Linked DNA regions of Homo sapiens: region 2 is linked to region 1. Evidence: chromatin contacts called from ENCODE Hi-C or POLR2A ChIA-PET data. All regions are on one chromosome and are shown on one strand. The core of a region is the stretch at or near the end of the contact, and the rest is flanking DNA. Distances in the headings are between cores, read along the strand shown. Region 1 holds the start of BCL7B (BAF chromatin remodeling complex subunit BCL7B). Region 2 holds the start of LIMK1 (LIM domain kinase 1).

What was found. Hi-C counts contacts between places; a loop is a spot of excess contacts on that map. ChIA-PET counts read pairs that join two places held with the same protein, here RNA polymerase II (POLR2A). Pooled maps may share reads with other maps.
Region 2: a loop to region 1 is called in a pooled map, with 14 times the contacts of the local background. The contact joins the promoter of LIMK1 here to the promoter of BCL7B in region 1. A Hi-C loop is called at or near these places in 2 of 37 single-sample maps with no recorded cell type and 9 of 50 pooled maps. POLR2A ChIA-PET finds 5 or more read pairs at or near these places in 1 of 52 experiments (WTC11).

What each region holds. Positions count from the first base shown.
Region 1 is chr7:73,553,334-73,560,413 of GRCh38, reverse strand. BCL7B (BAF chromatin remodeling complex subunit BCL7B) reads left to right here and starts at 2,724. Exons shown (of 6, transcript NM_001707.4): 1 at 2,724-2,927. The coding sequence starts at 2,836. RefSeq lists silencers at 2,449-2,688, 2,739-2,848, 2,869-2,918, 2,939-3,388.
Region 2 is chr7:74,081,110-74,088,189 of GRCh38, reverse strand. It overlaps LIMK1 (LIM domain kinase 1), which reads right to left and starts at 4,386. Exons shown (of 16, transcript NM_002314.4): 1 at 4,145-4,386; 2 at 2,346-2,442. The coding sequence starts at 4,199. RefSeq lists enhancers at 1,864-2,461, 3,573-3,842, 4,329-5,007, 4,903-5,012, 5,008-5,686 and 1 more and silencers at 4,033-4,082, 4,193-4,242, 4,363-4,632.

The sequences.
Region 1 (7,080 bases), core at 1,475-3,974:
CTAGGGCGTACAGCAGGTGCTTAGGCAATCTGCGGTTATTTTGGATCGGCTGGGTCTGAACAACAAATGTGCCACCTTTGATCCCGTTATTTCTAGAATCATCTTTTCACTCCACATGCTGGTTCAGCTTTTGCACTCCTCAGTCAGGCAGAAGCTATTTCTGGCCCCCTCGCCAGTAAGATGACATATGCTTGCCCTATGTTGCTTGATCATGAAAGGCTGACTCATAATCAGAGGCTGTCTCAAGTTCAGGGCTAGCTAGGCATTTCTCTGGAGCACATGGAAATTAGTTTCTTTATAGGTGAGAACAGCCACTACCAATCTGCTTTCTGTCCCAAGCTGTGTCCTGAAACAGCTGCTACAGGACCCTCTCCGCATACTGCAAGCGTGGGTGACACCTGCCTGCAATTGGGTGGGGGCAAAGAGGACAAGAGCTTGCACTGGATTCAACATTCATGCAAACATTTATTGAGCATCTGTAGCATCTGTGAACACTGCCCTGGGAGTAACAGCACCTACCCTATTTTTAGAGGTCAGCTTCAAGATTAAGGTTGTCATAACACCTCTTTTTTCTTTGCTGCAGACTAGGAATAAAAGCCATAGCATCTTACACCTCCCCTCCCCTACTTAAGCTGGCATTTATCAAATAGCATTTTACTTATTTGTTTAATTAATTTATTTTTTCCAAGATGGAGTTTTGTTCTTGTTGCCCGGGCTGGAGTGCAATGGTGCGATCTTGGCTCACTGCAACCTCCACCTCCTGGGTTCAAGCGATTCTCCTGCCTCAGCTTTCCAAGCAGCTAATTCTGTATGTTTAGTAGAGATGGGGTTTTGCCACGTTGGACAGGCTGATCTCAAACTCCTGACCTCAAATGATCCACCCACCTTGGCCTCCCAAAGTGCTGGGATTACAGGCGTGAGCCACCATGCTCCGCCTAGGCTAGCATTTATCAAATAGCATTTTAAATATGCTTTGGGAAGCTGGACCCAGTGACTCACGTCTGCAATCCCAGCACTGTGGGAGGCCGAGGAAGGAGGATCAATTGAGTCCAGGTGTTCAAGACCAACCTGGGCAACATAGGAAGACCCTGTCTCTACCAAAAAAAAAAAAAAAAAAATGTCAGCGAGGCATGGTGGCCCTCGCCTGTGGTCTCAGCTACACAGGAGGCTGAGGCAGAAGGATCACTTGAGCAAGGCCCTGTACCAAAAAATAAGTAAAAGTAAAAAATAAATATTTTTTTTTCGTCTGAATGTTCTACTAAACTGGAAGCTCAGCCAGTCACAGTGGCTCATGCCTGTAATCCCAGCACTTTGTGAGGATCCCTTGAGACCAGGAGTTCAAGACCAGCCTGGACAACATAGTGAGATCCCCTCTCCACATGAATAAATAAACTGGGCCGGGTGCGGTGGCTCACGCCTGTAATCCCAGTACTTTGGGAGGCCGAGGCAGGTGGATCACGAGGTCAGGAGTTCAAGACCAGCCTGACCAACATGGTGAAACCCCATCTCCACTAAAAATAAAAAAATTAGCTGGGTGTGATGGCGGACGACTATAATCCCAGCTACTCGGAAGGCTGAGACAGAAAATTGCTTGAACCCGGGAGGCGGAGATTGTAGTGAGCCGAGATCACACCACTGTACTCCAGCCTGGGCAAAAGAGCGAGACTCCGTCTCAAAAAAAAAAAGGCCAGGCGTGGTGGCTCACGCCTGTAATCCCAGCACTTTGAGAGGCCAAGGCGGGCAGATCACGAGGTCAGGAGTTCCAGACCAGCCTGACCAACATGATAAAACCCCGTCTCTACTAAAATTACAAAAATTAGCTGGGCGTGGTGGCACCCGCCTGTAATCCCAGCTACTCAGGAGGCTGAGGCAGAAGAACCGCTTGAACCCGGGAGGCGGAGGTTGCAGTGAGCGGAGATCACACCACTGCACTCCAGCCTGAGTCACAGAGCGAGACTCCGTCTCAATAAATAAACAAACTGGAAGCTCTTTGAAACCAAAACCACGTATGTCTTCAGCTTTAGGTACAGAGTCTTGCACAAAATAGACATCTTTTTATTTATTTACTTTAGAGACGGGGTCTCGTTTAGACATGGGGTCTCCATATGTTGCCCAGGCTGGAGTGCAGTGGCTATTCACAGGTGCGATCATATCATAGCTGACGGCAGCCTCAAATTCCTGGGGTCAAGTGATCCTCCCGCTTCAGCCTCCCAAATACTTGGGACTACTAGATACTCGAGAAAAGGCAAGAATGTGGTCTGAATGCTGGGAAAGCAGTTCATCTGGTAAAGAGAGGAGGGGATTCCAGGTGAGGAACAGGTGTGTGCAAAGACCGGAAGCCATCCTTAAGAAAGGCGTGGTTGGAGCACAGCGTAGGAGCCAGAGGGCAAAGGTGCTGGGCAGGAGAGGCGGGAGGACAGAGATGGCGCAGGAGTGCGGTTCCACAGGGTCAGGTTCCTAACACGCTGGCCAGAGCAGGGAGCCGACCTCCAAACTCTCAGGGAAGAGAACCAGGTTGCCCACCGGCGGCACCTCGCACCTCGCCCTGACCACAAGCACGTGCGCCCAACCCGCCTCGCACCCCGGCCCGGGTAGGGGGCTCAGGGGACTCCCGGGGCACTCAGGAGGGACGCCCCGGGCGGGGCGCGCAGGCGCGCTGAGGCCGTGAGCCCCAAGGGGCGGGCGGGTGCGCGCGCTTTCTCGCGCACGCGCGCACGGAGGGGGCGACGGCCGCTGTGACGCTGCGGCGGCGGCGGGCGGGCGGCGGCGCGTGAGGCGCGCGATCCCCGGTGTCTTGGGAGCAGTGCCCCGGCCCCCGCCGCTCCCGCCGCCGCCATGTCGGGCCGGTCGGTCCGGGCGGAGACCCGCAGCCGGGCCAAGGACGACATCAAGAAGGTGATGGCGGCCATCGAGAAAGTGCGGAAATGGTGAGGGGCCGGAGCTTAGGGGGCTGGCGGGGGTCGCGGATCCAGGCCCTGAGGAGCGTGGGACTGGCGGGTCAGGTGGGAGCCGACCGGCCGGCGCTGGGGGAGGGGGGTGCGGGAGAAGGCGGGAGGAGGGCGCCGCTGGCGTCGGCGTGAGGTCAGAGGGCGCGCCGGCCGCGGCCAATCAGCGGTCCTCCCGGCTCGCGGGCCCGCCCACCTGCTGCGGCTGCTGCCGCGCGCCGCCTGGGAGGGGATTCCGGCTTCCGGCCCGGACTGGAGCTGCCTGGCGTCGGTGCCCGCGCCCGGCCCAGCCCGGGGCCCGCCCTCCCCTCTTCCTGGGCAGTGGCCCCGCCTGCGTTTCCAGGCTTCCTCTTGATAATAGCGAGTAGCCCTGGAGTGGTGTCAGCCCGCCAGGCTGAGCGCTCTGCGTATTCAGGCGTTGAAGTTGGGTGAGTTTCTGGGTTAGTCCATCTGTCAAGGGAGCAAGCCTGGTGTCATCCAGAGGGATACCCCTCCCTTTCCCCCAGTAACCGGCCCCTGCGCCGCGAGCTTGGTAGGCATTTTCTCTTGCTGCCCCGGCGGCTGTCAGGAGAGTCCTTTGCAAACTATGTACCAGCCTCCCTCTAATTTCCCTGCTTCTGCTCTTGTTCATTCCCCAGTCCGTTCATCATTTGCACTGTGTGATTTTATTTTTCTCACTTCCAAGTAGCAGAGTGGTCTTTTTAAAGTGCACATCCTTACTTGGGAGGCTGTGGTGGGAGGATTGCTGGGACCCAGGAGTTGGAGGCTGCAGTGAGCTATGATCGTGCCACGGCACTCCAGCCTGGGCTACGGAGAGAGACCCCGTGTCTAAAATGTTCATGGAAGATGCCGATTGAGCCCCTGTTTAGTATCCGGAACTCCGATACATACTATATCGGTGTGTATCGGAGTCATCACATTAAACTTTCACAGCCAACTTCGTCAGCTCTTTTGTATAGCCAATTACTACTAATAATTTAAAAACCCAGGTCTGGCTAGGTGAGGTGGCTCAGGCATGTAATCCCAGCACTTTGGGAGGCTGAGGTGGGCGGATCGCTTGAGGCCAGGAGTTTGAGACCAGCCTGGGCAACATAGTGAGACCCCGTCTCTACAGAAAATAAAAGTTCAAGTAGATGTTACCTCCCGCCAGGAAGCTTTCCTTAACTCCTCCCATCCCTTTACCTCCTTTAAGGTCGTTGGTACGTTGGACTTTATTTGTGTGTTTATCTGTCCATTTCCCCACAAGAGGGAAGTTCCTTCTCTTTTTTATGTCTGAGGGCTTCATATATAGTTGGGTTTCAGTATAAATATTAGTTTAACATACTCATGGTTTTCCTCGTCCACCTTTAATCCTCCGAGGTTTTGGTGAAACCTAAGAACAGGTACACCTTTCTCTTCTCCCCATTTTTGACCCCCCCGCCCCTAGCAGGCTAGGCTGAAGGGCCATCCCCTGTCACCTGGAACTCTGTACCAGCCTCCCTGTAAACTCTCTGCTTCTGCTCTTGCTCATTCCCCAGTCTGTTCATTTGCACTGAGTGATTTTATTTTTCTCTCTTCCGAGTAGCGGAGTGACCTTTTTAAAGTGCACAGCCTTATTTGGAAGGCTGTGGTGGGAGGATCGCTGGAGCCCAGGAGTTGAGGCTGCAGTGAACTATGATCATGCCATGGCACTCCAGCCTGGGCAACACAGTGAGACCCCATCTGTAAAAAAATATATAAAATGTGCATCTTATCCTAGCACCCCTAGTAATGCTTCAGTGGTTCCCTTCTTGCTTTTAGGATAAATACTGAAGAAGGCCCTCCTTCCTGCCTCACTTGGCTGGCTCTTTCCCAGGATGCCCGCTGTCTTACCAATGAAGTCACTCTGCTCTTCCTGCCGCCTGGCATTCTTCTTCCTCTCTCCTCTCCTCCCTCTTGCCGAGTTAACTCCTAGCTCAGCTCAAAAGTTGCTTCCTTAGGTTTACCACTTGAGATTCCCAATCTAGATCAAGTCTCCTTCATAGACCTTTCCACAGTTGTATTAGATGGACTCATAAGACATTTCCTATATTTGATTTCTTTTTTTTTGAGACAGAGTCTTGCTCTGTCACCCACGTTGGAGTGCAATGGTGCGATCTTGGCTCACGGCAACCTCTGCTTCCCGGGTTCAAGCAATTCTGCCTCAGCCTCCCGAGTAGCTGATTATAAGTGTACACCACCACACCCAGCTAATTTTTTGTATTTTTGTGGAGACCGGGTTTCACCATGTTGGCCAAGCTGGTCTTGAACTCCTGAATTCCAAGTGGTCCTCCCACCATGACCTCCCAAAGTGCTGGAATTACAGATGTGAGCCACTGTGCCTGGCCTCCTGTATTTGACTAATTAACCTACAAAAATGGCAATTTGATATGGTTGAACCTGATGATTAAGTGACTAATCTTGAATTGAGCTATTCATGTCTGTTTCCAGATATAAGACAGGGTCTGTGAGGGCAGGGACTGTGGATCTTGTTCCCTGCATCACCAGGGCCTAGCACAGCCTGTTGTATACTAATTGGTTGAATAAATGAGAAAATGGAGTGGTCTGTTCAGGAATTAATTTTAGTTATTTTCTAAGACTTTAATTCGCTCCTTCTGTTACATCACAGTCTCTTTACACTCCCAGTATGTCATCTGTTTTTTTTTTTTTTTTTTGAGACCCAGTCTTGCCTGTCACCCAGGCTGGAGTGCAGTGGCGTGGTCTTGGCTCACTGCAGTGTCCGCCTCTGGGGTTCAAGCAGTTCTTCCGCCTCAGCCTCCTGAGTAGTCGGGACTACAGGTGTGCGCCACCATGCCCGGCTAATTTTTGTATTTTTAGTGAGGACAGGATTTCACCATATTGCCCAGGCTGGTCTCGAACTCCTGGGCTCAAGTGATCCACCCACCTCAGCCTTCTAAAGTGCTGGGGTTGCAGGTGTGAGCCACCGTGCCCGGCCCTATTATGTCATCATTTGCTGAACAGCATCAACAACTACAACAGCAGTTGCTTTTTTTTTGCTTTTTCGTGACTTCATATTTGGACTTGACTCTTTGAGAAGTTGGCTCAGATCTGTGACAAAGCAGTTCCCTGCATTTGACCCTTGTTCCTACTGACAGCAAGTACCTCTTAAGGTATTGGTGGACCTTAAAATAAGCAAATTTGTTCTCTGCCTGCACGCTTAGGGAATAACCTTCTTGGAATGAAGGAGAGGCTGGGCACGGTGGCTCACACCTGTAATCCCAGCACTTCGAGAGGCTGAGGCAAGAGGATCGCTTGAGCCCAGGAGTTCAAGATCAACCTGGGCAACATGGTGAAACCCTATCCTTACTAAAAATACAAAAAATTAACTGGGCGTGGTGGCCTGTAGTCCCAGCTACTTGGGAGGCTGAGATGGGAGATTCACCTGAGCCTGGGATTTTGAGGCCGCAAGGAGTGGTGATCACGCCACTGCACTCCAGCCTGGGTGACGGAGACCCTATCTCAAAAAAAAAAAAAAAAAAAGTCTCCTTTGTTCTATCTCCTCCACACATTTGTTTGCAGACCTCGAAGGCACTCTGTGGGTAAGCTCAGAACAGTGGCATTCTAATCTGGTGTAGATAGTTGGGGGTCCTTAGTCATTTAGAGAGTGACCTTGTGCAAGGCTTATCCCTTTGCTTATTTCGTGAGCGTAGTGGACTGATAAACTCTGCCATTTTTACCCCTTTGGAACACAGCAAGAGACAGGATTTCTACAAAGCTTTGAACTTCAAAGTTGAAATTTAAAAATTTCTTTAGACTAGTTTTCTTTCTTTTTTTTTTTGAGACGGAATCTCGCTCTGTCACCCAGGCTGGAGTGCATTGGCGCAATCTCGGCTCACTGCAACCTCTGCCTCTCAGGTTCAAGCAATTCTCCTGCCTCAGCCTCCTGAGTAGCTGGGACTACAGGTGCGTGCCACCACACCCAGCTAATTTTTTGTATTTTTAGTAGAGACAGGGTTTCACCGTATTAGCTAGGATGGTCTCGATCTCTTGACCTCGTGATCCGCCCACTTTGGCCTCCCAAAGTGCTGGGATTACAGGTGTGAGCCAGCGCGCCTGGCCTAGTTTTCTTTTTCTTTATGCAGTCTTAGTAACCCAGAAAGGGAAAGGTTCCTAACAT
Region 2 (7,080 bases), core at 3,137-5,636, 530 kb before region 1:
CTCTGGCAAAACAAAGACAGCACTAATATCTAACTATGCAAAGTACTTAGAACAGGGGTTGTCCCTTACTGAATGTTAGAAAACGTTAGACGTTATTCCTAAAAAAGAAAAAACAGGCTGGGCATGGTGGCTTATGCTTGTAATCCCAGCACTTTGGGAGGCTGAGTCAGAAGGATCGCTTGAACCAGTTGGAGCTGGAGGCTACAGTGGGCTATGATCTCACCACTGCACGCCAGCCTGGGTGACACAGCAAGACCCTGTGTAAAAAAAAAGAAAAGAAGAAACAAAAAAACAAACCGAGGCCAGGTGCAGTGGCTCATGCCTGTAATTCCAGCATTTTGGGAGGCTGAGGCGGGCAGATCACTTGAGGTCAGGAGTTCGAGACCAGCCTGGCCAACATGGCAAAACCCTATCTCTACTGAAAATACAAAACTTAGCCGGGCGTGGTGGTGCACACCTGTAATCCCAGCTACTTGGGAGGCTGAAGCAGGAGAATCGCTTGAACCTGGGAGGCGGAGGTTGCAGTGAGGAGGGATCGCGCCACTGCTCCCCAGCCTGGGCGACACAACAAGACTGTCTCAAAAAAACCAAAAACCAAAAAATAAACCAAGGCAGAAGCCTAAAATAAAGTCCTAGTGGTGGATGTCTTGACCCCTGCTGGGCATCCCAGAAGCTTCACCTTCTACCCTTTTATGGAGTTTTCTCCCCTGAACCTTGCTGTTTGGTGACTATGCCTGTAATTCTCTCCCACACCATTTGTTTTTCTTTCTTTCTTTTTTAAAAATTGAGACTGGGTCTCGCTCTATTGCCCAGGCTAGAGTGCAGTGGTGCGATCATAGCTCACTGCAGCCTCCACCTCCCAGGCTCAAGTAACCCTGCCACCTCAGCCTCTTGAGTAGCTGGGACTACAGGCATGCGCCACCACGCCCGGCTAATTTTTTGTATTTTCAGTGGAGACAGGGTGTTGCCATATTGCCCAGGCTTGTCTCGAACTCCTGAACTCAAGTGATCTGCCCACCTCAGCCCCAAAAAGTGATGGGATTATAGGTGTGAGCCACCACGCCCCACCTCCACTCTACTTTTCTACCCAGGAAATCTCACATCCTTTGAGACCCCTGCTCTGGCCCTGCTCTGGCTCAAGGCAGGTAGACCCCTGCTCCTGGCTTCTCAGGATGGTCCTACTGGGTGACCTTCAGGTCCTCATGTACTCTTTATCCTCCGCCACAACCCTGACCCTACTTTCTTCCTACCTGTGGGTGTGTGTCTGGACACTGGGGCTGGTGTGACTGGGTTATGCATGTTCGCAAGCAGCCTGGAAGACACTGAGGGTGGCCTGGTTTCCCTTAAGGCCTGGTTTGTCTTCCCTCCCTGCAAGAGCATGAACACCCAGAAGGCAGGAGGGACATTCCTTCCAACTCTTCCCCCTGTCTGGGTGCCAGCAGGGGGCTGAATTGCAGGCACTGGCTCAATTGGAGGTCTCTCCCATCCTCTCTAAGATTTAGATCTCAGAGATCTAGGATGACAACAGAGGCCAAGGCGTTAGCTCACGCCTGTAAGCCTAGCACTTTCGGAGGCCAAGGCAGGAGGATTGCTTGAGGTCACAAGTTCAAGACCAGCCTGGGTCTCAATAGTGAGACCCTGTCTTTACACAAAATTTAAAAAATTAGCTGAGCATTGTGGTGTATACCTATAATCCCAGCTACTCGGGAGGCTGAAGTAGGAGGATCACTTTAGCCCGGGAGATGGAGGTTGCAATGAGCCGAGATGGCACCACTGCACTCCAGCCTGGGCAACAGAGCAAGACCATTTCGAAAAAAGAAAAATACATAAAAGAAAATAAAATGAGGCCAGGAGCGGTGGTTTATGTCTGTCATCCCAGCACTTTGGGAGGCTGAGGTGGGAAGATCACTTGAGGTCAGAAGTTTCAGACCAGCCTGGCTAACATGGCAAAACCCGTCTCTACTAAAAATACAAAAATTAGCTGGGCGTGGTGGTGCACGCCTGTAATCCCAGCTACTCCAGAGGCTGACACAGGAGAACTGCGTGAGCCCAGGAGGAAGAGGTTGCAATGAGCCAAGATCGCACCACTGTACTCCAGCCTGGGTGACAGAGCGAGACTCCGTCTCAAAAAGAAAAAAAAATAGATAAATAAAATGACAACAGGAAGGCCTGTAGGGATTTTCTAGTCAAAACACCTCATGTCATAAATGGTAAATTAAGGCCACGAAGTCACAATAGGGGACGGCACCAGGAGGCATATCCCGGCCTCCCCCATTCCTTGACCAGCCTGTCCTCTCTGGCAGGCCTTGTTTAGGGCAACACAGGCCCTGGGCACCCCACCCTACCTGAAGCAGTCTGCGTGCCAGTCCGCGTTCAGGGCCTGGAGGTACTGGCCATCATAGATCCTCTGGCCGCAGCTTGCACACACGGGCAACTCGCTTCCTGCAGGGTGGGAAGGGAGTTGGGAAGCATTCTCAGGAAGTGTGATCTGGTGCAGGCCCAGCTTGCCCTGCCCACCCCACATATACCTACACCTGCACCAATCCTCGCACACTGCACATGTGCAGCGCCCAGGCAGGGCAGTCGCTGTGCCAAATAGGAGAAGAAAGGGCGCTGGCCTGAGTCTTGCTGAGATACTGACTAGGTTGCCAAGCTTCTCTGGCCCTGTTTCCCTATGTATCAGCTTAGGAGGAGGATCAGGTCCATCCTCCCGCTATAGCATTGGATCTGGCAAGGTAAATGAGGAGAAAGGAAGCAGTGGCTTTAGGGATAAGGCAGTGGGTGACATTCCTATCACAGCCTCCTTTCTTCCCTCTCCTGCCCAGGAAGAAGTACTAAGAGGGCCCTTCAAAGGCAGGGACTGGACAGGGCTGGATTAGTGCATCCTGGGCTGAAGCCAGCTGGGAGGTCAAGGGCAGGAAGCCTGGAGGTGCCGGCCCTAACAGATCCTTGGCAATGAATGCCCTGGCTTGGCAAGGGGAGGGGGCTGCAGACCTGGGTACTCCCAGACACCTGTCCCAGGGAGGCCTGGCACCTCCTCTAGCCAGCCACAGGCATGCTTAGTCATCCTTGGGGCCTGGCACCCTTGGAGCTGGTGGGCCCTGGAAAATGCCCCAGACCTGCCCCTCTCCACTGTACAGAAGGGGAGACTGAGCCCCAGAGATGGCATGGCTTGCCCAGTCACATAGCTAGGTCCCAAGGCCACAACAGCCTGACCCTCTGTGAAGACGCAGGTACCTTAGGTAGGCAGGGGCTACAGGAAGGTGGGCCCCTACCCCAATCAGGTTTTCATGGGCCTGGGAAGAGTTGGTGGCAGGGGGAGGTGTGGAGTCAGGCCCTGCCTTGGGGCCAGGTGGATCTAAGTGACAGGTCAGCGAAGGAGATCCAAGGAGGGGCCCCCAGACCCTGTCCTAGGCTGGGGGAGTCCTTGAACCCTAACTGCAGTGCAGTACTGCGCCTTGGGCCCCAGTGAGGGAGAAGGGGCTAAAGAGGAGGTTAGGATGAGTCATGCTCCCAGCCAAGACTGAGGGCAGGCACCGGGTTTGGGGCACGGACAGGGAGAGTGGATGAGGCTCCCGCAGTACACGGCCTCCGGCTTCCTGGACGCCTATCTCCGCTCTACCCATCTGGCCCCCAATCACCGACACCGGGGGGGCAACTACCCAGTTTCCAAATGTACAGAAGGGGAAACTGAGGACCAGGAAGTCAGCGCCTGGCTCAAGGTCACAGAGCCGGGCAGGCGCCCGGCGGCCACTGGGACCCGGGGCTGCGGCTTCCCCAGCCGCTCTTTCTTCCGAGACTGGATAAAGGGTGGCCCCAGGGCGAGGCCCGGGTGGTGGACAGAGCACGCGGATGGAGGCCGACGCGGGGTGGGCAGTGTCTGGGAGTCCTTCGCGGGGGGACGTGGGAGGAGGAAAAAGGGTCCAGGGGCCCCCAGACCCGCAGGAGGGCAGCTCGCCGGGGGCCGGGGAGGGGGATCCCGGGCGGGAGGGGGACAGGGAGGGGCCTGCGGGCTTCGTAAGGACGAGCTCATCCCGGAGGAGGCAGGGGCGCGGCCTCCTGGCAGACCCGGCCCCCTCCCGTGCCCCACGCTGCCCCGGGCACCCCCTCCAGGCCCTCGCCCCACACCCCGCGGCCCGCGCACCTTCCTCTCCCATACGTTCTTCCCTCCAGGTGCAACAAAGTAGCGTCAACCTCATGCACTCGACGGGGGGCGGGGCCCGGCGGGGCTGGGGCTGGGGGCGGCCGGGCCCGCGAGCTCGCCCACCGCCGCCGGCCCGGGGAGGCGGGGGCGGAGGGCGCGGGCCGGGCCGGGCCGGGCCGGGGGCGCCTCTCGGACACCGGCGGGGAAACCGGCTCGGCGCCGCGGCGGCTTGGGGAGCGAGCGGAGGGGCGGACCGAGGCGGGGCCTGTGAGCTGCGGCACGGGGGCGGGGCGCGGGCGGCCGGCGGCGGGAACGGCCCTGCGCGGCCCCGCCCCCACCAGAAAACCCCGCCCCCACGCCCAAGGCCACGCCTCTAGAGGCCACGCCCCGCTGCGGCCCGGCCTGGGGGCGCCGCGAGCTGGCGCGGCGCGCCCCGCCCCTCCCCGCCCCTTCCGCCCTTCATTCATTCTTCTTTCTCCCAGCGACAGGCCTCGGCTGGGAGCTGCGAGGCCCAGCTGTCTCGGAGGGCCGCTAGCTCTGCTGGGGCAGGCCAGGAGGATGTAGGAGCCTAGAGAAGGGGCCTCCGCTTCCCTGCGCGAGGCCCCCACAGACCCAAACCAGCTGCAGCCGGGAACTCGGATCAGAGCTGGAGAGGCCCTGTGGACCCCCAGGACACTGGTGGTCGCCTTGGGGAGGGGAGGGAGGCGGGCCGGGTTTTGTCCCTCTCTCTGAGGCCTGCATTGAGGCCAGGCTGGGCCCGGGGAAGGTGACGGTCCGCGTCTCAGGCCTCGCGAATGAGCAGCACCAGAGAAAGGAGCGAGCCCCTGCCAGGCGGTGACAGGTGTACTCTTCTCAGTGCCGATTACCTGGAGCTGGGGCTGCCCTGCCCAGGGTCCTGGAGGGAGCACGGGTTTGGGCTGAGTCAAGCGTCCAAAGGAATTGGGTGGTCCAGTCCAGCACTGATGGTGGAACGCCCTGCCTAGATGTGGACAATTCTAGAATGCTGGACATGGGCAGGAAGCAACCCTGTCCCCCCTAGGTCTACCTTCCACGTCATCCCTCTGCCCAGGAAGCAGTGACCGGAGTGGAGCCACGTGCCCACGTGAACCCAGTGAACAAGAGGCAGCGCTAGCCCAGCTCCAACTCTAGTCATCATGTTTGTGGGGAGAGGTCTAGGCACGTCTGCAAAGTGGGGGGCACTCACCCCTGGGTGCAAAACAATTACGTGGGGTGGGAAGAAAATACTAGATTTTTTTTTTCTTTTTTTAGATTCGGTCTCGCTCTGTTGCCTAGGCTGGAGTGCAGTGGCGGGATCTCGGCTCACCGCAGTCTCCACCTCCCAGGTTCAAGCAATTCTCCCACCTTAGCCTCCCGAGTAGCTGATATTACAGGCGTGCACCACCATGACCGACTAATTTTTGTATTTTTAGTAGAGATGAGGTTTCACCATGTTGACCAGGCTGGTCCTGAACTCCTGACCTCAGGTGATCCACCCTCCTCGGCTTCCCAAAGTGCTGGGATTACAGGTGTGAGCCACCACGCCTGGCCAGAATTTTTAATTTCTCATGAGAAAGAAGGCTGGGCACAGTGGCTCACACCTATAATCCCAGCACTTTGGGAGGCCAAGGTGGGAGCATCACGTGGGGCCAGGAATTGGAGATCAGCTTAAGCAATGAAGTGAAACCCTGTCTCTTCTAACTTTTTTTTTTTTTGAAATGGAGTTTCACTCTTGTTGCCCAGGCTGGAGTGCAATGGTGCGATCTCAGCTCACAGCAACCTCCACCTCCCGGGTTCAAGCCATTCTCCTGCCTCAGCCTCTGGAATAGCTGGGATTATAGGCATGCACCACCATACCTGGCTAATTTTGTATTTTTAATAGAGACGGGGTTTCTCCATGTTGGTCAGGCTGGTCTCGAATTCTGGACCTCAGGTGATCCACCCACCTTGGCCTCCCAAAGTGCTGGGATTACAGGCGTGAGCCACCGCGCCCAGACTTTTTTTTTTTTTTTTAATTAGCCAGGCATGGTGGCTCATGCCTGTAGTTAGTTACTTGGGAGGCTGAGGTGGGAGGATACTTGACCTCAGGAGGTTGAGGCTGCAGTGAGCTATGATTGCACCATTGCACTCTAGCCTGGGTGACAGAGACCCTGTCAAAAAAGATAGGGAGGGAAAAAAAGGGGAAGGAAAGAGAGGGGAATGAGAGCCTTGTAACTTGGCTGTAGGGCATATACCAGGCAGGACCCTGGCTGGAAACAGAAAGTGCCACTTAGTGGGGCTAACTGGGGAGAGTTTGATAAAGGGGATGTTTGCAATGCACTGGGGAGGGGGGATTAAAGGAGATCAGTAAGGACTGGCACAGTTGGAGGGGTGGCAGCAGTTACCAGCCCAGGGTAAGGGGGCATAGAGGGGGTCCCTGGAGGAGAGGCCTGCCTGAGAGGAGCTGTGCAAGAGGGGTCCCCAGTTCTGGGGGACTCATGGGGAAGAGGGCCCAGAAGGGCTATTCTGATCTGACTCCCCTGCTCTTCTTATTCTTCCATTGCCTCCCGTTAACCAATCCCGTCTGGATGCAGCGGGCAGGGCCATGTTGATGCTGTGCCCACAGTGCAGGGCAGAGAAGTGCATAGTGGCCTGGAGGGGCTGTGAGCCTGAGCCAGCTTGGTTGAGTGATGTTATCCAGTTTTGACTAAATTAACCCTCACAGAATGGACTCATAGTTGAAAACAATTCCTGCAAAGAAAGCACAGATTGGGCCTGGCGTGGTGGCTCACACCTGTAATCCCAGCACTTTGAGAGGCTGAGGCGGGTGGATCGTGAGGTCAGGAGATCGAGACCATCCTGGCCAACATGGTGAAACCCCGTCTCTACTAAAAATACAAAAATTAGCTGGGCATGGTGGTACGTGCCTGCAATCCCAGCTACTTGGGAGGCTGAGGCAG